Linked DNA regions of Mus musculus: all the other regions are linked to region 4. Evidence: chromatin loops called from intact Hi-C (ENCODE). Cell type or tissue: heart. All regions are shown on one strand. Region 1 has its middle 23 kb from the start of Gm46509. Region 2 overlaps Asap1 (ArfGAP with SH3 domain, ankyrin repeat and PH domain1). Region 3 overlaps Gm30632 (a long non-coding RNA gene). Region 4 overlaps Gm30563 (a long non-coding RNA gene).

Evidence for each region. Hi-C counts contacts between places; a loop is a spot of excess contacts. Peaks named below come from ENCODE experiments on the same cell type or tissue, not always from the same donor. Only the 100,000 strongest peaks of a DNase experiment are listed, where the experiment ranks them.
Region 1: a loop joins it to region 4, with 7 times the contacts of the local background. A loop is called at or near these places in 5 of 42 quality-filtered maps.
Region 2: a loop joins it to region 4, with 1.9 times the contacts of the local background. A loop is called at or near these places in 3 of 42 quality-filtered maps.
Region 3: it touches region 4 in a loop (2.6-fold over the local background); 3 of 42 quality-filtered maps call a loop at or near these places.

The regions. Positions count from the first base shown.
Region 1 is chr15:64,476,954-64,484,953 of GRCm38, reverse strand. No RefSeq gene overlaps it. Among named protein-coding and RNA genes, the nearest start is that of Gm46509, 23 kb to the left of the region's middle. In heart, no CTCF peak of the experiment used is centred here; DNase peaks (open chromatin) are centred at 1,843 and 4,123.
Region 2 is chr15:64,359,270-64,367,269 of GRCm38, reverse strand. The region is part of intron 1 of Asap1 (ArfGAP with SH3 domain, ankyrin repeat and PH domain1); the gene reads left to right. Among named protein-coding and RNA genes, the nearest start is that of Asap1, 20 kb to the left of the region's middle. In heart, no CTCF peak of the experiment used is centred here; DNase peaks (open chromatin) are centred at 4,429 and 5,599; H3K27ac peaks cover 363 bases.
Region 3 is chr15:64,537,349-64,545,348 of GRCm38, reverse strand. The region is part of intron 1 of Gm30632 (a long non-coding RNA gene); the gene reads right to left. Among named protein-coding and RNA genes, the nearest start is that of Gm30632, 7.3 kb to the right of the region's middle. In heart, a CTCF peak has its summit at 3,035; a DNase peak (open chromatin) is centred at 2,708.
Region 4 is chr15:64,417,113-64,425,112 of GRCm38, reverse strand. All of the region lies in intron 2 of Gm30563 (a long non-coding RNA gene), which reads right to left. Among named protein-coding and RNA genes, the nearest start is that of Gm30563, 29 kb to the right of the region's middle. In heart, no CTCF peak of the experiment used is centred here; a DNase peak (open chromatin) is centred at 3,172.

The DNA of each region.
Region 1 (8,000 bases), 60 kb before region 4:
CACATTTAAAAAAACCTTCACATGACCCCAAGGTCTTCATACAAATCCCTTGAGTTCATGTAGAACCTATGAAGCTTAAAATGTGGAAAAAAGACAGGTGATTGAATATATTTTCTTACACAAAGTCTGCAAGTGAAGAAAATAGTCACACTGATGAAATCATTTGCCACATTGAAATCATCTGCCAGGTTGTAAACAGCTTATCTGGAGGCCATATGATAAGAACTGTGGGAAGTCTCCAAAACCTATACATGGAACTCAGCCAGCAACCAACCAAACACTGGCTTGAGTTCTGCTGACAACCTGATTGTGCATGCTACGCCCCATCCATGCTTCAGGTAATCCCACAGCCTAGTTGAGACCTCATGTCCAGCCTTGTAAGGCTCTGAGCATTCACTTTCTACCTTTCCATTTGCAGGTTAGACATACACAGGCTCCTGACCAACAGAAACATAATGTGTATTATTTTAAGATGTCTGGTGTGTGGTAATTTGTTACAATACTAGAAAAACTATTATTGAAACCAAACATAAAGTTATTTATAACTCCATCTTCCTCCCCTGGGGTTTTCCCTGATGGCAAGCTCATTTGCAGGCAGACCACCAGTAATTATGGTTGTGTGGGAGGCAATCCATCTTCAGAGACGCTCCAGAAGCCATCCTGATCACATGAAGGAATCTGCAGAGCCACGAGACAGAAGAATGCAGGCCCTCAAATGCCAAGCTACTCTTCTACCTCTGAGCCACTATCTCGGAAAAAAAAGTACTTCCACACCATTGATGAAGATAGATTCAGAAATAGTAGAAACAGCTTCATCCACAGACATTTACTTAAAGAGATATTACCAATGAGAATAAAGCCAGGGCTATTCCATAAAGTCCTGAAACACATTCATTTATATATGAGTGGAATCTAAGACTCCACATCCAATCAGTTAGCCAAAAATAGTTCCCAGAGCGTAGAGTGATCATCTATACGTACAGAGTGATTCACCTGAAAATCTCAGAAGTAAAGGGAGAACCTCTAAAGTGTGTACATATGTATGTATGTATAGTATAGTATAGTATAGTATAGTATAGTATAGTATAGTATATATGGTATATATAGGAAAAATACATATCTAGAAAGAGATGTAAAGAGTTAAAAGGGAAGTCACAGTACTATTTCAGAAGATTGAATGGAAGCATGCTATTGAAGGGGTGAAATGTTGATTTACCATTTGGTTGTGGAGCTTTTGGCTTTGGAAGACACACCACAACACTCACTTGGTTGGCACTCCATTTCTCCCAGACTCTGATTGCCCAAGTCTGCCCACTAGTGAAGGCTGATATGAGCTCCATAACTGAGGTCAGCTCAGGTGTTTTTCAGTTCTCCCCAATGACCCTGAGAAGCCATTGACCCTGTAGCTTAGAGCAGTTCTTCTAGATTTAGTGTGAAATTTGCTGCCACTATGATGTTATAGGGCACCTCCTTCCATCTTAGACTTCAGAGGCTCCTAGGGTGGTAAATACGTTTAAGTCATTATATTTAAGCTATTACATTTAAGTCATTGAGACCCATGTGCTGAGAAGTTAGGCCCACCTGATTTTGGTGAAGGTTTTGCTATAACTATTAGACCCATGGGTCACAACATCATAGCCAAGAGTCAACTTATGATGCTTAAATACAGTTTCTTGCACAAGGTGCAGTCCATGTGTTAACAGCGATTTCCATCCGGAATTCCTTCCTCATGGCTGGCCTCCAGGGTGGAATGATTAGCTTGGCATGAAGTCCAACACTGTGCTGGCAGACCACACATAAGATAAGAAGGAACTGGAATGGAAATCTGCTTGGACCAAGATTATAATGTGTCCTCCAGAGGTTGGAACCATCGAAGTTGTCCCCTGATGGTGTCATCTGGTCTGAAGCTCCTTGGTCCTTTGAACTGCAGCCCTCATATTCATCATGACAATTGGAAAGGCCTCCGGCCACTTGAGGCTTTCTCTTTGTTGCCGTTGGCTTCATCTACTAAGGGAGAAGTGGAAGCAGGCAGCCTAGATTCTTAGCAAGGACTACTAGTTGTGTTAATATATAAAGAATGTTTCGTCCAGAAACTTAAAAAAAAAACAACAGCCTAAATTCTCACAATCCATTACTGAATTCTTCTCAACAAAAGCCTGAAGACCCCACTCTAGCTGCTGAATTCTCCCACGTACAAACTTTACTTGGGAATATGCTAAGAAATAAGTTCCAGTCTCTAAGAGCTGATGGAACTACATTCTTTCATCTTCATAGAAATATATGGTTCTTAGAAAATAGTGCATTCACTTACATTGTGCTTATTTCATGCAGCTATGTCTAAGTTGCAGTCATAAGGTATAGATCCCTTTTATATTTCTTTCATCTGAAAATACTATTTTCTTGATTAGAAATATCAGAAAAAGCTAATGCTAAAAAAATTAACAAATTGTACTGGAAACAGCCAGGGGAAATGACAAATTCTTTACATGACTTTTATCTCTTCTTAAACTTCTAAACACTGTATTCAAGGGCCACAAGGAAATCTGATTAATCCTGGCAGTCTAGATTTTCAAAATTTGTACATGAAGTATATTTGACCACACAATGTAAAAGGGGAAGGATAGAAAGACCATTGAAATGCACATGGAAAGAGTCTAATGTTGATTCTAGGTAGAGTATGAGATGTTACATGTATATATCACAAGTCTAGAGTAACTACTAAAGGTAGAAAACAGAGGGAATATTATTTGGTCTTCTCAGGGTACTTAAACAAAATACCGCAGACTGGAAGCAGTTTGCACAGTTCTGGAGAATAGATATACAAGGTGAGGGAGAAAATAGGTTTTGTAAGGGTTTTCATATTGTGCTGTGGTCACTACCTTCTCCCAGTCTTCACATGGCTGCCTCTTGGTGTGTAAGCAGAGTGGATAACCTCACCATCTCTCTCTACCTCCCTCTCTCCCTCTCTACTTCATGCCTTTTCTTTCAAGGGCCCTATTTGCATCATGCAAGTTCACCTGTGACCTCACATAAATCAAAGCATGTCTCAAATGTGTCATCGTCAAATATCAGGCAAAAGGGTAACATTCCAGCAAATGGATTTAAGTGACATAATTAAGTCCAGAAAATTGTAAAAACGAACAAACAAAATGTAATGCAGGGCTAGGTAGCTCAGTATGAGAATACGAGGCCCTGAGCCCCAGCCCCAACACTGGAGAGAGGGGTGGTGGGGGGAGAGGAGGAGAGAGGGAGAGAGGGAGAGAGGGAGAGAGGGAGAGAGGGAGAGAGGGAGAGAGGGAGAGAGGGAAAGAGGGAGAGAGGGAGAAATGTGCAAATGATTCAAAAGATGGCAAGAGACAAAAAGTGGAAGAAGAATGAAAACAAATGTCAAAATGATAGAACTACATACAAACATATCAAGATTCACATGAACTAAAGTCATTTGGAGATAAGGACACCCAGGCTCAGACCCATGCTGTAACTTGACCACAGTACACAGATACAAAGGGCATAGCAACTGTCCAGCCTAGCTTGGCCCTGACTCCCAGATTCTGTCTAAAATGTGAAACACTCTCATCACATTCTCCAAGTAGTCATGTCTCAGGCCTACTCACAGAAGGGGTACTAATGGCCATGGTCAGAATCCAGATGCCTATACAAAGAGAGATGATAGGTTCCCTTGCTCCAAATACCTGAATCCTTGAGATTATGGGCAGAGCTCACCTCCTGGCTCTTTCCTGGAACACAGAAGTGTCCATATCCTCTAAAGGCCAGCCTTTGAAGACAGGGAGAAAGGGCTTCTCCAAGGGGCATCTTGCAGGCTCCTTGGAGTAAGTTCTAAGGGTTGTTACCAAGACTCAGCTAGGAAGCCCTCAGTGGAACTTCGAAATAACCTCCTGTGAGTACAAAGCTGCCTTAGGCACCTGCCCCCTCCACCGATGCTGCCCTGGTTGTTTTCGCATTGTTCAGGCTGAAAAGAATTCCCAAGACCTTCAACCATGACCTCAATAAGTGATACGTTGCAGTTTGCCAAGATGCCATGAGACAGAAGACACTGTCCTGGGTGGGACACACTGCTAGTGTTCTCTCCCTGAGCCTAATTCAGGAAGAACCAGTTACTCCTAATCCACGTCCAGGAAACTATCAGGTGGGTGTGCTTCCTAGAACTGGCTACACTTCCCTAAATCCCCCAGAGAATAGCTTCCTGTCAATCAGCCTCAGAGTGATTACAATAAAACTCCAGCATTCCTTTATAATAACAATAATAAATGCAAGTACCATCTGTCACGCATCTAATTGGCAAGCGAGGTAGCTTTTATTATCCTTTTGATAATGCTAATAATGACTAGCAGAGTGTGCCAGCCCCTGTGCTAAGAAACATCGGTGAATTCTTTCATGCAGTCCTCCCAGTAAACCTATGTGGCAGGTAATATGATTCCCGTTTTCTTAGTAAAAGGTCTGAGGCTTAAAGAAATGAGTCAACCAACACAAGCAAGTAAGAGAGAGGCCAGAACTGGAGGCTAATTCTGTCTCTCTGAGAAAGGTTATTCTGGTAGCAACATCTTAAAAGATGACAGTAGTATGTTAGTATGTTGTTTAGAAAATTGAGAATATTTTTATTCATTCTTTGACAACTTCATATGTGCATGTAATATATGTGACTCATTTCTCCTCTAACTCTTCCCTCTAACCCCCAGACTTCTCCCTCACGACATATTCTCTCCCTACCTTTATGTGCTCTTCTTAACATTTTAAAAAGATTTATCTATTTATTTACTTATTTAATGCAAATGAGTATGCTGTCTTCATGCACACCAGAAGGGGGCATCAGATCCTATTACAGATGGTTATGAAGCACAATGTAGTTGCTGGGAATTGAACTTAGCGCCTCTGGAAGAGCAGCCAGTGCTAGAAGAAAAGCCAGCGCTCTTTACTGCTGAGCCATCTCTAAAGCCCTCTTCTTAGCATTTCTAAAATAAAATTAAAAAAAAAACAATAATCATAGAAACCCCCATTAAATGAACTCATGAGGGAGACCAAACCACAAGGAAGAGACCTCATCTTGAGGGGTAGAGAGCAGTCTCAGTGTATGGAGGCATGGCCACCTAAGTTTGGATCTTAGTAAGATTGTGTCTGCTGGCATACTCAAGGCTTGCTCTTCTGTCCCTTAACTCTGTCTTCACTTTGTTCACTTTGGGTCTGACTGGAGCCCAATGCTTCATCTTCACCCCACATTCCAACTTGGTTGTTCCCCTGAAAAGGCCCATCTTCACTGTGATCCCTAAGATGAGCATACGGTCCCCAGAGCTGAATCTGTGGAGATACAAATCCACAGGGGAAATTGCACGTGGTTTCCAGCAACTCTCCTCTGTAGAGAGCATCTGTAAAACTGGATCCTCTAAAAACTCAGGGTGAATACGCATGTGCAGCGCAATGGTTCTTTTATTCCTGTGTTCATTTACCTACCGTGTGCCAGCTGGTTGCATGTGTCTCGCTGTGAGCTTTCACAACAACCCTTTCAGGTGGTTATTACTAACACCATTTACTACGTGGAAATCTGTGACCCCGAGTGGTGAAATGATGTGACCGCAGCACATAACAAACTCAAGGCAGAGTTGGGTGTCATCATAGCCGTGCAAGGTACCTGTCACTTGGTTACTTTTAACCCTTCCGAAGCTCAAGTTGAAATAAGTCCCAGTGCAATAGTATTGGGCGGAAAGGTGAGGTCTTCAGGTCATGGGGACTCTGCTCTGATGAATCGATTATGCTGATTAAGCTGAAGTCAAGCTCTTGCCTCTTGCACACCTCTTACCCACTGTTTTCCACCACAGGATGGCACAGCCAGCCAGTCCTCAACAGACAGGAGCTCCTCAAACGTTGGGCTGTCCAGCTTTGAGATCTATTTTTTTAAAAAAAAGAAATCTCTGCTTGATTTCGTTACAGCTGCCTTGAGTAGACCAAGACAATCCCTGCTGATTTGGAGCTGCCTGAGATGAAAATGGCACCCGTGACGCTTTCCTGACCTGATGCTTTAACAGCACCCGTGGTCAGGAGAGACAGCTCACAATCCATCTCTGACCATGTCTCTGCCCTTCCCTTGGTTCTTACTGGCTTGTCCCCCTTCTTTAGGGGACAACACATGCTTTCTCTCCCATCTGGACCTGCACCTGAACTCTCCTCTTTGCTGAGCATGTTCTGGTATCACACCTGTCTGTCCTTTCCCAGCCAATCTTAGGCTTTACTTTAGTCATTTGCATCTGAGGTTGTGTTCAGTGTTTGTGTGTGCTTCCTTTGCCTTGCTGATTGTTCTATACTCTTCTATGTTTGTTCATCTCCCCATTAGGCTGAAAACTTTGGCAAAGACGTGAAACCTGTTTGCTTTGTTCAGTGTACTATCGAATAAGACCTAACACCAAAGATGCTCATTGGATATGGGACCTGATGGTGGCTAGTTGTAGTCAGGCAGTGTCATTTTCTGAATTGTGGATGGCATAGTTTAACTAGGAATTCAATATTATTAAAAGATGCAGATTTCTTTGTGTGTGCACACTTGTGTGCACATTCTCACAGTAGGCAGAGGAGGATGTTAAGTATCTTTCCCTATCATTCTTTGCCTTGTTTCTATGAGTTAGGGTCTCCCCCCGAATATGCAGCTAGGCTAGTGTCTACAAGCCCTGGATCCTACCTTCTCTATCTCCACAGTTCTGGGGTTATAGATGTAGGTATAGCCATACTGGCTTAGTCATGTGGGTGATGCTTAGAACAAGTAACCAGGAGCCCCAGATGGGTTGAGGTAGAGAAAAAAAAAGCAGAAATAAGAAAGAGGATTTTAAAAATGTGATAAAGAGATTCCCATAAAAATAGGAAAGAAGGGAAGAAAAGGAAATGGAAGAAAACAGTACTTAGAACAGGATTTGATAAGTTTTAAGGACCTAACCATGAGCAGCAAGAAGGGCTAAGCTAATCTTCAAAAACTGATCTCAGAGTCACCAGAACTGCTTTAGGTTCTATATTGTGTTTTGAAGTGTTTGGGATGATTTTGGTTTGTCTGTTGTTGATATGTTTGTTGTTGTTGATGATGTCATTGTCATTTTTATTGTGACGGGGCCTTAAACTGCTATGCAGCTGAAGACGGCCTTGAACTTCTGACCCTCCTGCCTCTACCTCCTGAGTGCTGAAATCAGAGCACAGTCCCATCACACCTGGGTCACACTGTGCTGAGAACCAAACTCAGGATGTCTTCACGCTAAGCAAGCACTCTACCAACCAACCAAGCTACATTCCCAGACTGTTTTCTGTTTCTGAAACATCTTTGTTGAAGCATAGCCCACATGCAATGCGAGCAACCTTTTGACTACGTACAACTTAATGTACTTTGTTATCATTATGATTATCTTCACAGAATTGTACAGTCAGGCCTATCAATTTAAGAACATTTTTTTTCATTGCCTCAAAAGGAAACCCAGTATCTTCTAGCTGTCATCTTCCACACCCATCCTTTCCAACTGCAAGAAACCACTAATCTACTTTCTGTCTCCATGGGTGACTCGCCCATTCTGAGCATTTTATACAAATGGAGTCATACAGAATGTGGTCTCTCGTGACTCACATATTTGTTTTAGTATAATGTCTCCAAGTTTCATTCACGTTGTAACATCTGACAGTATGCCATTCCTTTCGATTTCTAAATATGACTCACCTGTACAGTTCCACATTTAATTCATTAAGCAGGAGGTAGGCACCAACATCTCTCATGGGAGTTACGGCCCACCCTTGTCCTATTGATACTCTTGGAGCCCATCATACACTATGGCTGTACCACCTGCAGAACTTCTCCTTGCTTGTGTTGTTAATCCAAACACACCACCTAGTGAGGAAGGGTCTTTGTAATTCATGTCCACTACATATCCAAGTCCCATCTTACTCTACTTCCAGTAGTTCCTCAAACAGACTCTATTCTCACGTGCCTTCATAATAATTCCCCCAGGGAGCACCATGAG
Region 2 (8,000 bases), 58 kb after region 4:
GGAACTAGAGGTTCCATTCACCAGCAGCAGCAGCAGCATCACCATCACCATCACTACCACCACCACCACCAGCATCATCACCATCAACATCACTACCACCACCACCACCAGCATCATCACCATCAACATCACTACCACCACCACCACCAGCATCATCACCATCAACATCACTACCACCACCACTACCAACAGCAGCACCATCACCACTACTACCACCACCACCACCAGCAGCAGCAGCAGCAGCAGCAGCATCACCAATCACCACCACCACCACAATCATTTTAGTAAGAACAGTAGGAAGAAGCCATTCTGGAGAAACTAGGCTTGAACCTTGTTATTAAATATTCAGAATCCGCAAATCAAAGGTAATGGCTTTTATTCAAATCCAGAACACTTGCCTCCAGCTCTCTCATTCTGTCCCTGGCTCTACGCACCTTTGTGTGACTTGACATCGTGACAGCCAGTTACCATGGCTTCTGAAGAGAGTAGTGTAGGTAGGTCCTCCCTAAGAAGCTGACTCATGGAAGAGAGCTTTGAGGACATAGAGAATGAGGAAGGGAGAGGCTTTAGGGGGAATGACTAAAAAGTTCTAAGTGCTTCGAAAGACTGTGGAGTGAGTCTGAGAGGAGCAGCAGAGAAGCTCAGATCAGGGAGGGGCCAGGAAAACACCCCATGGGAATCACACAGGTCAGAGAGCAACAGCCTGGAAAGGCTGACAAGTGGACGCCTCAGACAGGCCTTCCTTGGAATGGGCAGGCTCAAGCCATTCAGCTTTTCTCTATGACACAGTCAAATGTCCCCAAACTGCCACAGGTGCCTGTTGATGACTCTGCCCCACCATCCTCCTGAAAGTCATTGTCCTCCTCTCCTGCTTTGCCTTTTCCTTTCTCCACCCTGCAGCAGGTGCACCATCCCTTCATGTTCTTGCTCCTCATGCCTCCATCTCTGGTCTCAGATTGATCCTCTCGCTGTGAATGCCTTTTACATTGGTCTACTTGGGATGCAGGGAAGGATGTCCCTTGTCCTGAGCTGGGATACCCACGTTACGGGAGCTGACCAGCCCGCTTTCTGTAGAGTGGACCTCACCCTATCTGCTCCTCGATTTATTTTCCTTGGCCCAGCTTTTCCTTCAGGACGGTTTTATTATCTGCCTCCCTTAGTATTCTGTACCTTGTTAGAACAGAGCCTACTACAGTTGTATTTGCATCTACAGGTTCTGATATAAGTAGGCATCAGATATAGTATTTGGGGGGCTAGTCATGAAACCTTGCATAATTCAGTGCAGTTGACTGCAACAACCAACAGTCCCTACAGTGTTTTTTTTAAATGTGGTTTTTCTCCTTTAAGATGGGTATCTTTGATTCCTTTAGTAGCCATACTCAAACATAGGCCTCTTCTGCTTCTGTAGTCCTACAGCTTCTCACACTGTGTATTCCTTGGCTGAGGAGGAAGTGGAGAAGACACACCCGTTTCTTAAAAGCCTGTTAATGGCTTACCCCATTTCCACCTTCCCTGGCTAGGACCCTGACACATAATCACCCTCAGTTTCAAAGGAGTCTGGGAAATGTAGTCTGGTGGTGTGCCCAGAAAACTTGGTGAGAGTTGGCTGCAGTGTTAGGTGTGAAGAAACAGACAGAGCTCTTTGAAAGTGATGCTTGTGACCATAGATGTTCAACTCCTGGTCTGAGGGGGCTAAAGTCCTACCTGATCCACCTCATTTTGATGCTACTCAGTAATAAGGGTACACTCTGTAAGCAGTTACTGTTGTGGGAGGAAGGAGGGAGGCCATGGACATAGAAAACCAGACTCTGCTATGCAAATGACTAGGGTCTGTTCTTTGACAATGACAATGGCAGCTTACATGTTCCAGATACTGATACGTTCCATCCTCTTAACTATTCCTGTGTCACAAGTGAGTGAACCAAATCTCAGAGCAGCAATTTTCCCAAGGTCACAGTTGAGTGACAGAAGCCAAGTTTGGGTTTCAGCAAGCTGGTGACACAGCTGCCATTCCCGATGTGAGCCCACCCAGTTCTACCAGATGGATCATACTGCCACTGAGATTGTCATAATTTGTGTTACAAGCAGTGAATGAAGTCAGCCTCGGGTCTCCACCTAACAATCTCATAGGAGCCATCATAATAAGTCTGAACCTTACCTAGTAACACTGGTATTATGATTCAGCCCTGTTTTATGGAGTGATGAAGTGAAGACTCAGAGAAGTGAGATATTTCTCTGAGGTCACACAGCAGGGAAGTGATTCTAAGCTTTTGGCTGCAAGGAACACAACTGGCTTAAAGGAGACATGAGGGAACTGGACTGGACCATAGGCTAGGCAATAGGCTGTTTCATTACAGTAGGGGACACACAGCTCCCTTGAATTATGATAATTTCATAAAGGGTCGGCTCACATGCATACACACACACACACTGGATGTAGAATTAACGTGAAACTAACCATAAATCTTACCCATTCATAATGTGTGACTATCATTTCTATGTAGTTTCAAGATGTTTTCTTCACCCACAAAGGAAGCCACAATGCCTCCTGGTTCCCCTCTCCCCCTCCCAGCCCTTGGCAACCACCAGTCATTTCTTCTCTATGTATGCACCTCTGCTGGATGCTTCGCGTGTATGGAATTGTCCGTGTAAGATTTCATGTCTGGCTTTCATTCAGCATGTTTTAGAATTAACGTTGTAAAGATCTACTCAGGCTGTGGTATAGTGCCAGGATTCCTTTTGTCTGGCTGTTTGCTTGTTTGGGGTTTGTTTCTTTGAGACACGTTCCTGCTAGGTAACCTTGGCTGCCTTGAACCATCCTGTCCCTTCATTCCTTTTTATAGCTCAGTAATTCCATTGTGTGGGTAGGCTGCAATGTTTATTCATTTACTAGCTGATGGACATCTAAGCTGTTGCTACTTTTTGGCTGTCATGGCAAGTGCTGCTATGAACATTCATTTACAAGTGTTTATATGAGTTCATGTCTTCAATTCCTTGGGGCATATGCCTGGGGTGGAATCGCTCAGTCATCAGGTAACTATTTTTAACTTTTTTGAGGAGCTGTCAGACCTTTGCAAAGTGGTTGAGTGATTTATTATTATTATTTTTTTTAACATTTCCACCAGCCAGCAGACCTTTGCCAAGACTTGATGTTGGACCATTTTCTTGTCTGTGGCCGAACTAATGAATGTGAAGTGGTGTGTCATGGTGGTTTTACTTGCGGGTTCATAATGACTCATGCCTTTAGCTGCTTCTTCCGTGCTTGCTGGCCAGGTCAAGGAGCTTTAGGAAGGTGTGGCCAGGTATGGGGTAGCGCAAGCTCTAGAACAGCAGCCTGGGGGTTCCTGTGGATATGTGGTTTTGAGGGGCAAAGAGCGAATGGCTGGCAGAGTCTCAGCAAAGGTGTGGGCTTCCTGGAGAGAGCTGAGACTTGGGCTGAGCTTGGAAGATGATCTTCAGCCTCCCCTCTTCCTCCCATCTACTAGGGGGACTCCTTGTTGACTGTGACCAGAGAGTAAAGAGCTGCTCTATAAGTTATGAGGTTGGCTAATGGCTGGTCCTTGAGTGTTGAGTGCTGGCCTCTTGCTGAAGTTGCTTGTGAGATTGTCTATAGTCCTGTGGGATAATCCCCCCTTTATCATTACTACCAGAGACACACAGAGAGCATCTTTTCTACAACAAATACTACTGAGAAAGGATTCTCTTTCTCATCCTCTCTCCTCCCTCCTCTCCCCTCCTTTCTTTTGGGTAAGTTTTCATTCCCTCTCTAAGCCTGTACCAAACGGTGTCTGGGCACACATGGAATAGATAACTCATTACTACAGCCAGGTTGCAGAGAAGGTTTCAGACTGGATGTATAGTCAGATACCAGCCTTTACTAGATCTGCCTGATGAGAGGCCTATTCTCCTTGAAGCTATCATGCTTTATTTGGATATCACCCACAGGCCAGTAACTCACTTGAAGCAAGCTTTCCAGAAAACCCCTGTCTCCCCTAAACGAGAGAGAGAGAGAGAGAGAGAGAGAGACAGAGAGAGACAGAGAGAGACAGAGAGACAGAGACAGAGAGAGACAGAGAGACAGAGCGAGCAGGGTAGGGTAGTGGATTCTCCCTGACCATATCCCATGAGCTCTGAAATGATGGAGCCATGGCTGAAGTTCATTCTCTCCTACTCTCTATGGGTCAGTTGTCAGTCTGTAAGTTCCACTTCTGTTTCCAGTAAGGCAGTGCTTGTCCATTCCCTCTTCAGAGATGTCTAGGTATGCCTTCTGCAAAGCTGGACTTCCCAGTTTGCTCCTTGCCAGGCCACCGCTTTCCACATCAGTCACAGCATGGAGGTGGGTGGTGTGAGGAAGGGCAGTTCTTTCAGCCTGTGTCTGCTGCCAGAACAAGTCAGGAAAATGTCTCTGCAGAGGAAGCAGGCTGACGCTGGAATGTCCTGATCCAGCACATGAAGTCCGTCGTCGTCGTTGTCGTCGTCGGTCGGGGCCCCTGAGGGAATCTGGAAAGTGCCCAGCTGTTTTTCTGCAGTTGGCCATGGGGAAAGGCCCTGACACAGCTGTGTGCCTTCCTCTGCACTTCATGTCGGGGTGCAGATGCATCTTTGTACATGCCTGTCCTGGGAATGGTGGCCTTTGGTTTTAGCATTGGGTCTCTCGCTCCACTCTTCTTTCAGAGAGGGTTCCACACAGCCTAGGTTGGCTTCAGGCTTGCTCTATAGCTCAGCGTGTTTGTAAACTCTGGATCCTTCCGCCTCTCCTCTCTCTCTGAAGTGCTTGGATTTCAGACGTGTGACGTCACACCCAGAACTTCACGCACGCGCAGCTAAGTTCCTTACTACCTGAGCTACATTGCCAGCCCAGCGTCTCCCCTTTTGGTCATGTAGTGGCTCATCTGAGTCCTAGTCATTCAAGATTTCGAGGGAGCAGGGTACCCATCAGGTCAGGCTATTGAGATGCTGGGAGAGGATATCTCTGCTGCGCTTTCTCTTCTCAGGAACCCTCACTGTGCTTGTGAGATAGAGACAGTATGACCCTTGCTTCCGCACTAGTTGCTTCCCCACTGGCACGTTGAGATCCCAAGGAGCTAGTAGCCCTCCTTGGCTAGTAGCCTCGGCCATATATGCTGCCCCTTGGGGGATGAAATACATCTGTCTTGATTAACTGCTTTTAATTCTTTGTTATTTGAGGATAAAATCTTGGGGAAACTGAGGAGACTGGATTAATGTCTGAGAGAACTTTGGTTTGCAGCGGGTTCTAGAGGATGGGACCTGTCAGGACACCTCATACCATGCATAACTGCCAAGCAAGAGGCTTGTAGGAACCGGTGTCCTGATAACGTGTTGCTAATCCTTTGGCAACTGGGAGTTGGACTCTGCTGGGAAAGTCTTGGCATGAGATATTTGTTTGGTTTATTAATTCATCAATTCACTGAACATGCACTGGACCAGGCACAGACCTGGCTGAGGGTCATCTTGTTCCCTGAAGGCTTCTCTGGAGAGGAAGGTGGAGAGAAGTGACAGATTGCTTTCCCCATAATTCTGTCTTGCTTTGCCAGAGAGGTTTTTTCCAACAGCCTTCCATTTCAGGTGGCACCCTGATGTCCACAGCTTGCCGTCCTGTGAAGGTGACCCCAAGTGGCTCAAGGAGTTGTCCTGAAATTACAGTGAGTCGGCGCACCCAGCTCAGTATCCTGTCACTGTGCTGACACCCTTCACACTAGGAGACAAACAGCTGTCGGAGTGGAAACTGTTTCATCGTCATTAGAAGCAAAGACTCTAGACTCCAAGATAATGAATGCCGTTTCTGGAACTGAGAGGATCCTCCTATGTTGGCAAGCAGCAACGTTTCTAAGAAACAGAGGCAGGTTTTCAGAGAGATGTTTGAAGGTTGAGCTGCCTGGCCCTGGTGTTCCTAGGTCATATACTATGAGTTCCTAGGTCACATAGCCTTCTTAAATATGGCACTGGGCTTCCTTGTCCAGCTGGAGGAAGTAGCATGCAAGGCTGCTTGCATGTGTGAGACTATATCTATATCTATGCATATATTATGTCTACTGTACATACTAATTAATAATTCATTTTTGTTATTTGTATTGCCTGCAACTTAAAAGGCATTTCCGCCTTCCTATTTTGACATTTCAAGCAGAAGTGTCTTAGCCCCACCCCCTTTTTAACTGATTCAGGGAATGTATTCTGGCAACAATAGTTGCTACTGACCACCTGCAGCGCAGCAGCCGTTCTTAGGGCTATGGAAAGGGACAGGAGTTCTAGCTGCAGCACTAGAACATTCTTATGTGCTGTCATGAAACTTTCGAACAGCATGTGAAATAGATCCCCTCTCTTGGTTTAATCCCTGGAAGACCAAGTTTGTACCATTTTTGAGAAGTAGAAGGGCAAAGGATGCCAAAGGAAGCGTCAGTTACCCATGTTTTCCCAGAAGGTCTACTTCACAGCAGGCCCTTGAAGGAACTTACTGTAAATTTACTTGTTTATGTATTTAATTTTGAAACAAGGATTTTTTTAGAAAATTATTCAGTCTGGCTACATAGGCAAGGACTATGAGTTCAACTTTAGATCCTCCTTCCCAAGTGCCAGGTGCAGAGGTCCTATGTCTAGCCTGAGGCTACTCTTATTAAGCGAGCTTTGAAAATTGGAACACCCAGTTCATAAAGGTGAAACTGGTAAGGGGAGAGGCAGATACTCTGGTACGTCAGCCGGCATATTCCAGAGCCTCTTCCTTCTGCGCTTCCACTTGCAGGTTGAGAACTTCCTAATTGCAAACCTTCCCATCTGCCTGTGGTCACCCAGCTTTAGATAGGAGCAGACTTGAAATAACAAACCTCTACTGCCATCTCCTTCTGGATGGAGCAGCACTGTGCTAGGCAGAATGACACACGCTCCCACAATGAGCAGTTTCTTTAGGCTGTGGCCTTGTGGGTCCACTTAGAGCCTCTTCCTTTCTGTGTGTTTGATAGCCTCTTGTTCCACCTCAAAACCTGATGCTGCTGTTCTCTAGCTCCCCAGAGCTACTCCATCCAGCCACGTGCATCGCTTTTCTGTTTTATGGTAGCTTCTCCTTTTGTAGGTAGGCACAACTAAAGGTTCACCTGTGTGGCTTGCATCAGAAGACAGTGCTCAGCTTGGGATGGCGTCTTGTTAGCATCTGCCACCTAGTGTGTAGGAATGAATGGATCTGGCCAAACAGAAGATAATCGGATCTCTAGTCCATCCATGTTTCTTCAGTGTGAAGGGTTCTCTTTAGACATGTTCTACGTGAACAAGCAGGGTGAAGGGTTGGGTTTCATTTCTCATTAGCCCTGCAGATATGCAAGAATGTCGTGCCTAGGATTTATGAACTGCAGCTACACGGGGGGGGGGGGGTGTGGGGGGGGAGGGTGGGATGTGCAGGTGAGTTTTCCTGTGGGACCAGGTGTGCTTTGCATGATTCTTTGGAAGATCTAAAGGAGGGATTCGTCTCTTTGTTTCTTATCATGCCATTCCTATATAGTCTGTGCTTGGCTTTAAGTAGACGGTATTGAATGCTGCTTAGACATATACCTCATTTCTTTTGATTCTGGGATTCCTTTGATTACAGAATGCATTATTGATGTCTTAACAGTGCTGGCAGAGAAAGCAGAAGTCAGAATGCATCGGCAGGAATGTGCTTTCTATTCCAGGCATGCTAACCTGTGAAAATATGGCCATTGGAGAATGGAGGTGTAACATGGTTACGAAGAATACAGCCAAGCTGGGTGGCTGGGTGGTGGCTGCTGTCAGGACCAGGCATAAGCTTGTGTGAGGCTGGTCTAGTTAGCTTCTTAAAAGACCCTTTCCACTTCTAACATTCCTAGTGGGAGACACATGGAAGGAGTTGTCTCTCCTGAGGCCACTCCTGCTCTGAAAGGCTGTTGAGATTTAAAAGGACTTAGACATATTTAGGTATTCTAGTTTTATTTCTGTTGTTGTGATGAGAACAGTCTGACCAAAATCAACTTAGGGGA
Region 3 (8,000 bases), 120 kb before region 4:
CTTGACAGCAATAGGAACCCTACCTAAGACAACTTCCCTGATTACACCACCTTTAACAAGAGTCCCAATCCAGTAAAACAGCCAGCCACAGGGACTAGAAGATCTCGGTGGATGCTTTAAATTTGAGACTATTGAGATGGGATGGAGGAGATACTGTTTACTAGCTGAGACGAAAGAGAAAAGGATGGTCATGGGACAGTACAGAGCCAGGCATAAGGATGGAGATCTGCTCAGAACAGTGGGAATCTGGTCTATTGAGGAAGCCCCAGACAGACACAAGGTTGCCAAGAGGTGAGGAAAGGAACAGGGAAATGTTCTCTGAGCAGACAGCATAGATCGGTAAGTGGCAGTTTCTGTCTCTGCCCTCAGATGTCTGTACACATTAGACAGCCTTCGTCTGAAGAATGTGTGTTCAGAAAAACATGGCACATCATTTTTATTCTGTTTGAGCATGAATGAATTAAGCTTTAATGGCAACAATTACCATTAAATTGTGACAAAACACTTGACAGACTCAACGTTAGACAGAAAGGGTTTGTTTGGGCTCAGGTTCCGGGTGGAGTCAGGGGTCAGTTTGCGATTGTTGTGAAGCCATGGTGGATGAGGAAGCAGAGAAAGTCAATGCTGGTATTTGGTTGGTTGTCTCCTTTTCTCTTTTATTAGATCGAGGGACCTCTATCCCACAAGATTTTCTTTCTGTAAGTGAAAGAGTATGTCTCACAAATCTCAATCTGGTCCATTGACACAGAATACTAACAACCACAGACACCAACTGTCATTGTGAGAGTTCTGTGAAATAATACAAAAGCACTTAGCTGAGCAGCTGGCTCGACATAGGGTAGCTCTTATTTTTATATTGTATAACTATCCTATTGGTACTATGACAAATTATCACAATAATAATAATAATAATAATAATAATAATAATAATAGTCGCAGCTTAAAGCAATACACATCCATTGTCATATGTTTTACAAACTGGAAGTCTGGAATTCACATTATTGGACTAAAGGTATTAGCAAGATTGCCTTCTTCTGGAGGCTGTGAGCAGATAGAATTGATTTCTTTCCCCTCTGTAGTGTTTAGTATGTGTTTCTTGACTTGTATTCCACCATCTTCAAATCCCAGCACTCCAACCCCTGATCTCACCATCTTTCACCTCCTCCATATCACTCTTAGGAGGATTCTGTGATTACATTATCTGTAATCTACCTACATAATCTGTAAATCTTTAGGCTAATATTTGAAGTCTTTTTACCATCTATGTAAGTAACAGTTGCAGATCTGGTGGTTAGAAAACGAGTGAGGAAGGAGAACCATTATTGATCCAGCCATATAAATTAATAATAATGACAGGCAGGAAGTAGATAATAGAATGAGAAATCTGAGAAGTGCATTGGGAATGAGATTTGGTATGTATTAGGAGGGATAGCTAGTTCTACTTGTGAAGTTGAATTTCTGCCTGCCTGGGTCAATGTTTAAAAACCTCCAGCTAAAGTATTATCATGGCAGTTCCTTGATCCTTAAAAATGCTTCTCTGAGTAGTATGGTATTTGTCTTCCCAACATTATCTCAGCTTTCATACCTCCCTCACAGCCTAGCAGAGGCTTTGAGTGGCACTAGTCCTAGCTTCAGAGTGGGAAGAAAAATCAAGTGGTTATAGGGGTTGACCCAGAAGCAATCATATTAGCCTGAAGGGTCTAATCCAAGATGACAGAGGTAGGTCATGAGAAACCCTATACATGTGATATATGAAAGAAACCAGTCTAATGAGGAAGGCAACAAGCACCATAAAATGCTTCTAATTGTTTTAGTAATAGACCACAAAACTATATCTGAGTCCTGCTTTGGTCTTTTCCATTTTATGCTGCAATTCACTCTTCATTATGAAGCAACTGGGGTTCAGATCTTTCCTCCCTTCACACTTAAATCATCTTGAAGATGAGTAAGATTTCCTACATCTATTTGTAGACAAAGAAACTGGGGTTTAGTAAGAGAACAGACCTGTCAATATTGGAAAACCAGCTAGGAACATGAAAAGAATTCAACCTAGACCTCCGAGATACCATAGGCAGTTTTGGTTCACCAACAATGAATGATGGGTTGGAGCTGCTTAGTTCTTTTGCCCCTTCATTCTGACAGCACTGATGGATATGTGCAAAATATCAGGTGGACACAACTATAAAGAGAGCTGCATAGAGGGTAGAGACCATGTCTGCAACCCCCTCCCAGCATGGTGTATACAGGAGACATAAATCACCCAGAGACTGAGTCACCTCTTATGTAAATATCCTTCTTCCCAGGTTAGCTCTCCTTTGGAGATAATTGCTTGAGAAATATTGTCCCTTGGTTTCTCAGGAAAGCAATCTCAACTGCATTTTAATTCTCTCCAATCAAGATGCTATAATGAAAGCTCAAGAGGAGTAGGAACTAAATTGGCTTTAAAAAAAAAAGAGGGATCTAGTAAGTGCTATGAATTGCTCTAAATCAAATGCTCTGTTGTTTCATTTAATCACCATAACTCTTCGGGTGGTGCCATTATGTTAGATGGTCTCATGGGAAATTGAGGCCCTTCAGACTCAGGTCACTTAGCCTGCGCATGAGTGGATGAGCCCAAATCTGAATCACAGGCATGGATACTGAACACTGCGTACAATTTCCATCGCCTCACATGGCCTTCTCTAAAAATATCACTATGATCATTGTTCCTGGGATATTGCCTAATGCAGTGACCTCAGGAACATCAGGCAGGGCTGTCTAGGCCATCAAACAATAAGAGGAAACATGCCAAAGACACAACAGAGGACAATGAGCAGGCAGTCGATGTGGTGATCAGGTGAATTCACAAGGTAGAAACAAAAGCCCACTGGGTACGAAAGTAACTTGGGAACATCGTGGGGACCAGATGGTTTGATACACACCCCAAGGACAGCTGTGCTCCCAGATTCAGTAATTACCATGTTCTTAAAACAGAGGACAGTCACAAAAAAGACCAATGACTCATGCTTTGAAAAGCATATAAGTTTTTGTCTGGCCCCCCAGAGGCCACCAGGCTTTGACTCGAAAGCAGAAGCTGCTGCTTCTAGAAGTAGCAAGATAGAAAGGGCACCTTGCCACTGAATCTTCCCTCTGCCTCAGCAACGAGCTAGCAGCCCATACCAGAAAATAGTTCTGTAAATCAGCTAAAGTCATCTCATACCAGCTCCCTCAGCAAGTGATAATTATGATATAGGAACTAGAAAGAATGCTTGGTCATCTGGTTCCCTGCCTCCCTCCTCGGGTGAATGAGAAGCTGGCATGTATAAAATACTCAAAGGTATCATTAATGATAAAGTCTGCCATATGAGGTTGTTGCTGCCGGGTAAAAAGCCTAACAGCCCCCAGGGTCTCAAGAGACACTCAGTTCCTTAGCTACAGGGGAATAGCCAGATTATTCAGGACGGGAAAAAAAGAAAAAAGAAATTCCATCTTGGAGGATGTATACAGATCCAGAAATAAGACAAGGCAGAAGAGGGCCTCTAGCTTGGGGTGGACAGAGCTCTGGGACACAAACAGTGAATAAGAGAATGGGAAATAGACAGCAAAAGCCATGCTGGGACTAAAACAATATCTGAGCTTCATACATAAATGTATGAACAAGGTGGTAATGTTTTCAGAATGGATTTTCCAAGGCAATAGAAGATATATGACGGGCGTGGTAGGTAGTGAATGATGACAATGTTGGTAGTTGCCATGGTGAGCTGCTGCTCCTGCTGCTGCCACTGCTACTGCTGGAGAGAGTATATGATGGTCATATAGCAGAAGTGTCTAGGATGGTCTGAGTGGTCGTGAAGGGATGGAATGGATGGCTGTGCCAGTAAAAACAGACATATATGTCCTGGTACTGGCTGATAAATGACTGGAGATCCTGATATGTGTGAGGAGGCTGAGATGATGCTGATGGGAAGTTTTGGTGATTAGGATGATGATGTAGCAGTCGTCATAGAGGGGCAATAAATGCAACAACCAATGTGAAATTAGACTTAGCTAAGTGTCCATCATTCTTTCTGGCCTCTTATTCCACAAGAAAATCTGGGTGCTATAGCCAACTAATTCAGTGTTTTAAATTTGCCTAAGTTGTAATTTTAAACTCTTCTCTCCTGGTCAGAGAGGTGGAGAGAAGAACAAACAGTGGGAGATGAGGGGCCTTGAATGAAAGATCCAAGGGCCTCTCACAGCTCCCTGGAATTGCCACGCCCATCTGTCAGACACCTCAGCCTCATTCAACCTTGTAGCACACTGGTTCAGCACAGAAATGAGGATTGGCTAAGCTGTGCCCCAGGAAGCAAGTCTGTACAGAGGTAAGAGTACAGTCTTGGTTCAAACTCCATTCCTTCTACTTCCTAGCTTTGGCCCTTGGCAAGTCCACTGAGCCCTTGATGAAGGAACTGAAGGCAACAATGTGTGCAAAAGGCATATGGTCCTACACTGAGCATACTTCAACCAGTGATCACAGAAATCAAAAGCAGGGGGACAGGACTGCAAAAAGCAGATTCATTGTCCTCCAGGTGGAGCAAAGATGATTTAAAGAGATGTACTTGTGCCCTTCCCCCCTTGACTGTAAGACTATGTAATACTCAGACACACTGGTCTTCAAGTACCTGGAAATTCCCCCCAGGAATCTCATGCTGGGAGAAAGAAAAGGCTGAAAACCTGTGCCAGTCAGATGGGCAACTTTTCTCCCAGAAAGATTTTCTATGATTCTAACAATTTATCAAACTACCTTGCTGGACAGACAGGGGTCCAGACAATGATGGGTCAATGATGAATGGGGACACACTTTTTTTTCTCTTTTTTTTATTATTATTTTTTTTCCATTTTTTATTAGGTATTTAGCTCATTTACATTTCCAATGCTATACCAAAAGTCCCCCATATCCACCCACCCCCACTCCCCTGCCCACCCACTCCCCCTTTTTGGCCCTGGTGTTCCCCTGTACTGGGGCATATAAAGTTTGCAAGTCCAATGGGCCTCTCTTTCCAGTGATGGCTGACTAGGCCATCTTTTGATATATATGCAGCTAGAGTCAAGAGTGCCGGGGTACTGGTTAGTTCATAATGTTGTTCCACCTATAGGGTTGCAGATCCCTTTAGCTCCTTGGCTACTTTCTCTAGCTCCTCCATTGGGAGCCCTATGATCCATCCATTAGCTGACTGTGAGCATCCACTTCTGTGTTTGTTAGGCCCCAGCATAGTCTCACAAGAGACAGCTACATCTGGATCCTTTCAATAAAATCTTGCTAGTGTATGCAATGGTGTCAGCGTTTGGATGCTGATTATGGGGTGGATCCCTGGATATGGCAGTCTCTACATGGTCCATCCTTTCATCTCAGCTTCAAACTTTGTCTCTGTAACTCCTTCCATGGGTGTTTTGTTCCCAAATCTAAGGAGGGGCATAGTGTCCACACTTCAGTCTTCATTCTTCTTGAGTTTCATGTGTTTAGCAAATTATATCTTATATCTTGGGTATCCTAGGTTTGGGGCTAATATCCACTTATCAGTGAGTACATATTGTGTGAGTTTCTTTGTGAATGTGTTACCTCACTCAGGATGATGCCCTCCAGGTCCATCCATTTGCCTAGGAATTTCATAAATTCATTCTTTTTAATAGCTGAGTAGTACTCCATTGTGTAGATGTACCACATTTTCTGTATCCATTCCTCTGTTGAGGGGCATCTAGGTTCTTTCCAGCTTCTGGCTATTATAAATAAGGCTGCTATGAACATAGTGGAGCATGTGTCCTTCTTACCAGTTGGGGCATCTTCTGGATATATGCCCAGGAGAGGTATTGCTGGATCCTCCGGTAGTACTATGTCCAATTTTCTGAGGAACCGCCAGACTGATTTCCACAGTGATTGTACAAGCCTGCACTCCCACCAACAATGGAGGAGTGTTCCTCTTTCTCCACATCCACGCCAGCATCTGCTGTCACCTGAATTTTTGATCTTAGCCATTCTGACTGGTGTGAGGTGGAATCTCAGGGTTGTTTTGATTTGCATTTCCCTGATGATTAAGGATGTTGAACATTTTTTCAGGTGTTTCTCTGCCATTCGGTATTCCTCAGGTGAGAATTCTTTGTTCAGTTCTGAGCCCCATTTTTTAATGGGGTTATTTGATTTTCTGAAGTCCACCTTCTTGAGTTCTTTATATATGTTGGATATTAGTCCCCTATCTGATTTAGGATAGGTAAAGATCCTTTCCCAATCTGTTGGTGGTCTTTTTGTCTTATTGATGGTGTCTTTTGCCTTGCAGAAACTTTGGAGTTTCATTAGGTCAAATGGGGACACACTTAACCAGAACTGCTTAGTTAAACATACTTCTTGCACTCTGTTTACTTATTTTTTTAAATTACTAAGCATCCTTTTTTATTGCTATATTTCTTTTTTTTTCAGAACTCATTATTTTTATTTTTTTATTTTTTTTTATTACGTATTTTCCTCAACTACATTTCTAATGCTATCCCAAAAGTCCCCCACACCTTCCCCCACACTCCCCTACCCACCCATTCCCATTTTTTGGCCCTGACGTTCCCCTGTACTGGGGCATATAAAGTTTGCCTGTCCAATGGGCCTCTCTTTCCAGTGATGGCTGACTAGGCCATCTTTTGATACATATGCAGCTAGAGTCAAGAGCTCCGGGGTACTTGTTAGTTCATAATGTTGCACCTACAGGGTTGCAGATCTCTTTAGCTCCTTGGATACTTTCTCTAGCTCCTCCATTGGGGGCCTTGTGATCCATCCAATAGTTGACTGTGAGCATCCACTTCTGTGTTTGCTAGGCCCCAGCCTAGTCTTACAAGAAAGAGCTATATCACGGTCCTTGCAACAAACGCTTGCTAGTGTATGCAATGGTGTCATCGTTTGGAGGCTGATTATGGGATGGATCCCTGGATGTGGCAGTCTCTAGATGGTCCATCCTTTTGTCTCAGCTCCAAACTTTGTCTCTGTAACTCCTTCCATGGGTGATTGTTTCCAATTCTAAGAAGGGGCAAAGTGTCCACACTTTGATCTTAATTCTTCAGTTTCATGTGTTTCTTGCACTCTATTTAAACCTAAACCTCATGTTAAGACCTTAATATGGGCTTGGACTATGAGGAGGTGTTTGGATCTTTTTATTTGTTTCTATTTCCAGTATGGCCACATTGAATAAATCTCCTTTCTCCTTACTACACTGTCACCTCCTTATTTCTGTTGAGGACATGTGGCTGAGCCTAGCTTGTGAGGGCTTCCAAGACCCAGCCTCTGACTCTAACAAGTCTAGTGACATTATCAGCACTATTGTTAGTGAGCAGCTATGAGAATGATCGAGGTCTGGAACTTTTCCTAGCTTATGACCTTACTGGAGTCTTAAAACTAAAGGCCCTACCTCTAAGTCAAGTCTGAAACCATCCATTCTTACCTGGCTAGTTATAGGGGATACAGAGGAAGTGGTTTTGTAATGATCACCACTGTTTATCACAAAATACCTAGTGTGTTTTGTTCTTTGTAGGTGCTCTCTCTCTCTCTCTGTGTGTGTGTGTGTGTGTGTGTGTGTGTGAGTGTGCACATTTACACATGTATGGGAAGGTACACATGTATGTACTTACATTTATAGACCAAAAGCTGACATGGGGGATTTCCAATCACTCTCCATCTTATTTTACTGAGATAGGATCACTCACTGAACTAGCCTAGAGTGACTGGCCTACTGTCTCCCATGCTGGGATTACAAGCACACCACCACGCCTAGTTTTTTTTCCCCCCTTGCTCAATTCAGTTCTCAAGCTTGTACATAAGAACATACTGACTAAGCCATCTCCATAGGTCCTTCTTTGACTCTTTGATACATAAACACCTCTCATAGCCTAATCCTAATACGTACACTGGTTTGAGCCTGCAGGCCACTTTGAGACTTGACTTGTAATATTGCACACCAAGATGCATTTCCTCTAAAGAAAGCAAAGAGGTCCAGTCCCCTGAGAGC
Region 4 (8,000 bases):
TATTTAAATACGTGTTTTCTTTTAATACTTTGGATGAATATTTTTAAATGTAAAACCTTTCTTCATCTGGAGTTGATTTTTTTTTTGTATAGGAACTAGGAAGAATGTCATTTTAGATGACTTCCATTTGTCTGAACACAATGCCAATTTTAAAATAATCCCCCTGTTTCCACCATTTGAGGAATCCTCTTAACCACATTTCTGATGCATCAGAGCCTATTCCTAGACCCCACTTAAGTTTTTTGCTGGTGTGTCCAGTTATGTGCTATTACCAAACCGCTCATTTTATTTTAGCTTTACTGTGTGCTCCATTAGCTTTCAAGCATAGTCTACCTTAGGTTTTTCAGAATCTGTATATGTTATCAATGAATTCTTTTTTACACATAAGCCTCACTATGGCTAATTGCACCAAAAATGTATTCTTAAAGTTGAGATTATGTTCAATTTAAGGATTAATTTAGGAACATCAGACATTGTATAGTATGAGTATGGAGCCACCTCTCTTATAAATATTTATTTCTATTTATTTGTGAATTTGTACATAATCCTCAATGGCATCTTTATATTATATGCACACATGTGTGTGTTACAAGGGTAGAACCCAGATCTTTGTATGTGCCAGGCAAGTGTTTTACCACTGAACTGTGCCTATTTTCTTCATATACATGGTAACATAACTTGATATGAAAACTAATTTGTCCATAGTTACTCTAAATTGACTTTTTAAAAATTTTTATCTATTTATTATGCTGGAAAAAAACTGATTTTCTCACCCAGACATCATGCTGTATTTGATTGCTAAAGATGACTTTTAATTGAATATCCTAGGTTAGTAACTATAAAGGCTATATCTATACCTGATAATCATTTGCCTCATTATTAGTTCTTACATCTCTGGGCTGTTTGTTTGTTTACCTGCCTAAAAACACTGGCTATTAGAGGTATATCCCATGTTCCAAACATTAATGTGACTTACTAGGGTTCCAAGAATAAGTCTCTCTCTTCCCCCTCCCCATCCTCCTCCCCTCTCTCTTCCTCCCCCCCCCCCGTGTGTGTGTGTGTGTGTGTGTGTGTGTGTGTGTGTGTGTGTGTGTTTGCATGCTTACATATAGGATAGGGATAGAGGATGTTGTAGACCTTGCCCAGAAAAATGGACAAAGCAGGTGAATGCAGAGATGCCTTCTTTTCCTCTCTCCTTATTTTCCAGCTCTAGGTAGGCTAGCTCCCTTGGCTGGGGGGTGGGGGTAGGGGGACTCCTGGAGGCCAGGATGTCTCTTCCTTCACCAGAAAGGCTCACTGGAGTTCAGTTCCTACCTCTAGTTTTTCGCTGACTGTCTGCTTTCTCATGTTCAAAGAAAGCTATTATTATTGGGTCAGCCCACCTCCTGGTATGGAAACCACTTCATGGGGGCAGTGACATCAGTCATAAGGAATATCCATTATCAAGGGTCTTTAAGCAGCTATACAAATTGTCATCACGGTGGGCACTACAGATTACTAGCCAAGTGGAAAATACACCACAGGATCATTTGCCTTTACATCCTACCCAGGGGTGATGCAAGCTCCCAGAACCTGGACAACACTCTGGCTGGCTCTTGGCCCCTGTATTTCCCAGGAAAGGAAAATAAATGGTTGGTAGCATTTATAAGTGGTACGCTGGGGCCTTTGAGGACAAGCCTGCTGTTTCTCAGGTCAAACTTGGTGAGAAGAACCTTGACAGCTCTAGCCAAGCACTTGCTGAAATCAGTGTTAAGGTTTGTCAGCCTGCCACAGCCAGCCAGCAGCCCCATACTGTGACGAGATATCTGCAGGACAAGGACCAGGCAGATCAAATCAGGGAAGCTACTGCCAGCATCTAAACCGCCGTGTTAAGATGCAAAACCAAACAAGAAACTGGAAACTTTAATCCCAGCACTCGGGAGGCAGAGACAGGTGGATTTCTGAGTTCAAGGCCAGCCTGGTCTACAAAGTGAGTTCCAGGACAGCCAGGGCTACACAGAGAAACCCTGTCTCTGGAAGAAGAAGAAGAAGAAGAAGAAGAAGAAGAAGAAGAAGAAGAAGAAGAAGAAGAAGAAGAAGAAGAAGAAGAAGAAGAAGAAGAAGAAGAAGATAGCTCCCACTTCTGTTCTTAAACAAATTGATGGAGAAGCCGTCAGAACCATCGGTGGGTAAGTGGGCAGGGTCATGAACAGTTTCCAGAAGAAACATGCAAGGGTTTATTTTCTCCCTTCTTCTTATTTATTTAGAGTCCCTTGGCATTCTGCAGACAGCATCGATATTACCTTGGCAGTCAAAGCAGAACGCTATTAATCTAGACAGCTATTTTGAAAAGGGCCCGAGGCTTCTTCCTCTGCTGTCTTTGTTCTACAACAAGATGTGCATTTAAACATCAGAAGCTGACAGAGATCGGTAGTCCCTGTGGACAAAGAAGGAAGGGTCAGTGAGTGGGGTCATTCAAGGGAACAGAAGACTCTCAAAGGTGAAGTGGCATTTCTTGGGTCTGGGTCACCTGCCAGGTGATCAAGGCTAATGGAACAGATTGATTATTTATCAGCTCTGGGATTTTTCCAACACACTGAGGTTCCTACGATAGTTATCCTATCTATAAGCCAGAGATGCTATGTGTATCTTCAAGGACTGATAAGTAATAAGGTTGTGTATGGAAAGAGAGTAGGACCTGATACATAGTAAATATTCAGCAAGTTAGGATGCAGGAACAGCACTGCTAACAAGAAGAAAGGGAGGGGGGAGGGAGGGAGGGAGGGAGGGGAGGGAGGGAGGGAGGGAGGGAGGGAGGGAGGGAGGGAGGGACGGAGGGACGGAGGGAGGGAGGGAAGGTTATTCTAGATCAATGGAAGGTGCACAAGATGAGACTTTGGTCCTCATGTGTGGAACATCTATGTAGCCTAGACAAGTCATGTCACTCCCAGGTCCCAGATGATCTCAGAGCTTCCAGGTTTTGTTCTGGGCTGCCCAAGACAGCACCTCACTCCCTTGGCCACTGACATTCCCATATTGGACCTGTAGATGTGGAGCGTCATGGGTGTGCCTCAGATCAGAGTGAGATACTACAGGCAGGCATCTCACTGGCATGCTTGGCCCGCCCTTCCCCAAGGAAGCTGACCTCTTGTTTGGACCTCTCTGGCATTTCCATGGAGACAAGGGATTTGGCAGAGAGGGACTGAAAGTTCTTCCTTCAGGAAAGCCTCCTCCCTTCCCCAGGGAGCCTATGTTCTGTGACCCAGCTTCCCGGAGACACTGAAACTAAGGCTACCTCCCTCCCATCCAGGCTGCCTCCAGGGACAGGGTTCAGGCACCCTTTCAGGATGCCGCCCAGGGGAGCCAGCTTAGCCTGAAGTTGGCTCTGCCTATACCCACATAGCTTCCGGTTAATGGCAGAGTCCTTCCTGAAGGCACCTACTGTACATTCCAATGCAAAAGGAATTCCCACCATCCCCTCAGGCAACTGAACCCTTGCAGGGAGGGGATTAGGGAGTTGGACTACAGCTCCGACTGTCTCCTCTGTTGGCAGAGCTTACAGCCAACAGGCTATACCCTGAGAAAGATCCTCAGGACCAGCCTCTATGACGGTTGAACCCGTGAACCTGTGAGCTTCTGTTGGGTTCCATTCTCCTCTGTTCTCTCCATGCTAAAGCAGATCTCTGCTGTGTCTCTTTCTCCAGGCTCCTTGGTGACATCATTGCTGAGACTGGCCTGCTTCCTATACTGTATTGAGGGCTTGCTCCGCCTTAATTAAGGGACTATTGGTGCTCTACCACTGAGCTATACCCCAGCCCTCCAGTGTCTGTTCTCAGAGGTTCAAGCAGCTGCTCACAGCATCTCCCCGTTATCTCATAAAAGTAATCTAATTGAGGAGTGTTCCATTGCTCTGCTTGTGTGAACCTCAACGGTCGTCCTGTGATGAGCATGTGGTGGGGGGTATGATGTTGTCCTTTTTTACAAGTGGGGAAATTGAGGCCCAGAGAATGCTCTGAGGCTTCCCAGGGTCCCCAAAGCCAGCAAGCATAGAAATGGTAGCAGAATTAAACCTTGGGTCAATGATAAGAAGCTTCAGGAGTCTCTGTCACCCATAATTCCTGTTACCCAGCAGCCATCCAGAGGGACACAATAGTTTATTTACCGCATCTTAGAGGAATGAGACCAAATTTACATACATTCAGCAACTTGTTTTTTAAGGTTTTTGTTGTTGTTTTGTTTTGTTTTTGCTTTTGTTTTTTGAGATAAGTTCTCAATAGACTATTCACTAGGTAGTTAAAGTTGGCTTCAAACTCACTATATAGCACAGGTTAGCTTTAAACTCACTACGTAGCCCAGGCTAGCCTTAAATGCACATGATCTTCTCATCTGTCTCCCAGTTACTGGAACTGTTGGCATTTACCTCCACACCCACTACCCAAAATAATCTGAGAACATTTTGTCTCTAGAGATGGGAATGTAAACCCAGATTCACTGAGCACCACAGCCTACGACTTCATCATATTACATTACCATCCCACACAGTAGGTCGACCTGTGATGGGAAACTGTCTCTTATACGGGAACTGCCACTCCAATACCTGGCACTTCCTATGATGGGATCTTGCAGGTTGGCTGGGCTACAGAAATCCCTGATGAGGAGGACTGTGTAGAGGGAGCACCCAAGTCCCAAGGGCTGGAGAGAAACAGAGCCGGTCTCTCTGTCCTCTGTGAGCCGATAAGCAGTTCAGCGGCACTTGCACTCAAGCAAGTCTGACTGAGCTGTGGCTAGAAAAAGAAAAGTAGGTCCCTATGATGAAGAGGAAGACCAAGGATGACACAAGGTAGAGGCTTCATCTTCAAATGCTTACTGGTGATAACAGTGACCAACGCAAGATGTGAGGAGAAAATACACACCTACTATGCGCAAAACACTCCTAACTGTCATCAAAGAACCCACTGATAACACTGTCTTCTGATGTGTAGGTCATCCCTGTGTTCTAATACAAGGACAAACCCCACCCTTACTCTACAGCCACAGCCAGAACAGTGGGCTGTGTGAGGTGGCACGCACCTGTCAACCTAGCCTTCAGGAAGCTGAGGATTGCGGGTTGAGAATAGGCTGGCAATGGCAATACTATCTTTAAAAACCAGGGTTGAAAAGAATGGCAAGAAGAACCATGGTCAGAACCACTTGCCAAAGAGAGTCCCAGCTTTGAGGAGAAAAGCTAACGGGAAGAGAAAATGGCTATTCTGTATTCATACACTCTTCCCAAGATGGTTGAAATATAGAGCCCCGGGATATTTGTCTGTCAGAATGTGCTCCGTTGCAAGTAAGAAACGCTGACAGCGTGGCCCAAACATGAGCAAGTTCATGGTTTACCTCAGGTGACTTTAATTTGTTTTTCCTCAGGCAGTCTCCTTCCAAAGGATACTATGGTACAGGGCAGTATTGAAAACTGAGTTTCAAGGTCACTGCTAGCTGTAATAGTTAAGAAGATGCTAATCAGGCTATGCAATCCCCTCAAAGTAGTAAACCAAGGAGAAAGGCATTGCTATTAAAGGACACTTAAAGGACTCAGGGAAGTGAGGGGCTGAGGTCCTGCCTGGAGCTACATTCTATTTCTGGACTTCTGGGGTGAGGCCTGGTACCAATTAATTTGAACCCAGAATTGTCATTAAAAGGGGGGGGGTAGAAGGAAGCAAATGTAGATGAACTAGCTACTCTTAAATTCTGCATTTCCACTTCTCAGACCCTTTTCTCTTGAGAGAAAATGGACAGAGGGAACATGCAAGAGCCCCTTGCTTATATAGCCGTCCTCTGTGCTGGGCTGTCTCATGAGAGACGCACAGGCTGGCCCAGGGCGAAGTCCCTCTCTGGGTGCTGCACATGTCTCTGTAGTCAGCAAAACCTTCACCCACTATGTCTCCCCTCCCCCCCCCACTTCCTCACCATATCCTCAGCATATGATAAATGCCTTACCAGTTGTCACCTGACAGTGGATGGATTTGGGGATGGGAATGGTCTTATAGGTGTTTCAAACACAGTCCCCTCTGCAACTGTGACCCTCTGATGTCCTTAATCTGCCTTCCTGCTAGACCCTATGACAGTTTCTCTGCCATACCCTTGTTTGTGCCAGTGGCTCGTTCCATCTGGCCTGTCCCCCCATCCTCCTGACTTCTGCATACACACATTCATCTGATTTTTCCTCCACTAAGGCCAATTTCAGCCATCCTTCCTGAGGGAAGTTTCTACTGAACTCATCAGTGTGGGGAGCCACCCTCACATTCGCCATTACAAGATGGCACTGACATCCTGTGTTCTAAGTGGTAAACAAATAATCTGCGCATGTGCCAAGGGTAGTTCTCCACTCCGTGTGCTCTGCCTTCCCCATGACGACAACTCGGCCAATGGGCTGCAGCCAATCAGGGAGCGACACGTCCTAGGCGGAGGATAATTCTCCTTAAAAGGGACGGGGTTTCGCCATTCTCTTTTTTGCTCCTGAAGATGTAAGCAATAAAGCTTTTGCCGCAGAAGATTCCGGTTTGTTGCGTCTTTCCTGGCCGGTTGTGAACGCGCGTAAGACATCAGCCCTTCCCCAGTTTATGCCTATACCATTGCCTATACCCTGATCATGGAGATTAGGTTGAATATGTCTATTCTCTTTGCTCATCAGACTCTGCCACTCCAGAGGCCAGGGACCCTGTCTGCTGTTATCTCTGTTGCCTCTGTATCTAGGCACAGTACCTAGATCCTAATAGGTGCTCAATTAATGCTCCAAGTTTGCAGGGCACATGTCAGAGGCCTAATGTCTGCCGAGGAGGGCATAGTGGCTTGATTGCACAGACTCTGATGTCAGACAGCTTGAGTGTAAATCTTACAGCTCCACTTGCCAAATGTGTGATGGCCTAGTTACATCAAGGCAGGAGTCCTCCTCCTGGAGATATAGCAAAAACCACTTAAAAAAGTACAGTATGCATGTGGTTCTTAGTCAGTGCCTAACTCACAGGGTAAGCTACCATTACCAGTGCTCATGATGTTATCACAGGTAAGTCTTTCACATCTCCATCAGTAACTTTTCTAATCACTGTGCCCCAATACACAATAGACATAAATGAAGGGATTCTTTAATATGGCTCAGTTTCATGGGACACAGACACTCGTGTCCCATGGAGACATGTGGAGCACCTCCACAGTGGTGGAAGCCTCTGACTGAGGCTTGTTTCTATCCTGGTGACCAGGAAGCAGAGCTCAGGCTGGATCCCAGCTGAGCTATAACCTTCTGAAGTTACTACTCTGCAAGCCAGCCCTCACCTCTATACAGTCACACAGCCTCTCAAAACAGCACCACCAGCCAGGCGGTGATACTGCAGGCCTTTAATCCCAGCACTCAGGAGGCAGAGGCAGATGGATCTCTGAGTTCTAGGCCAGCCTGGTCTAGACATCCAGCTCTAAGACTGCCAGGGTCTCATAGAGAATCCCTGCCTCAAAAAGCAAAACAAAACAAAACAAAAACCCAGCACACCAACTGGGATCCAAGTTTTAAAGACTCAAGCCTCTGAGGGACCTTTTAGATTTAGACTCAAACCATAACAAACTGTCCTCAGCCATCTCTAGTTTCTTCCTTCATAATGACTCATAACTGCTCAATTGGGACTCTAGAGAGATGTTATAATATGTGAATCTCTTATACAAAGGGAAACTCCTATACAAGCAATCCTTCCACAGTAAGCTGTAAACCACCTCTCCCTTTCCCACCTCTACAATTCTCTCTCTCTCTCTCTCTCTCTCTCTCTCTCTCTCTCTCTCTCTCTCTCTGTGTGTGTGTGTGTGTGTGTGTGTGTGTGTGTGTGTCTCTCTGTCTCTGTCTCTTTCTCTGTCTCTGTCTCTCTATGTGTGTGTGTGTGTGTGTGTGTGTGTGTACGCCTCTCCAAATACATTAGAGAATGTGGAAACATCAACCATTTGAGTGAAAATTAAGTTATCATTTATAATTAGGCCAAGAACACTAGAATATGCCGCCC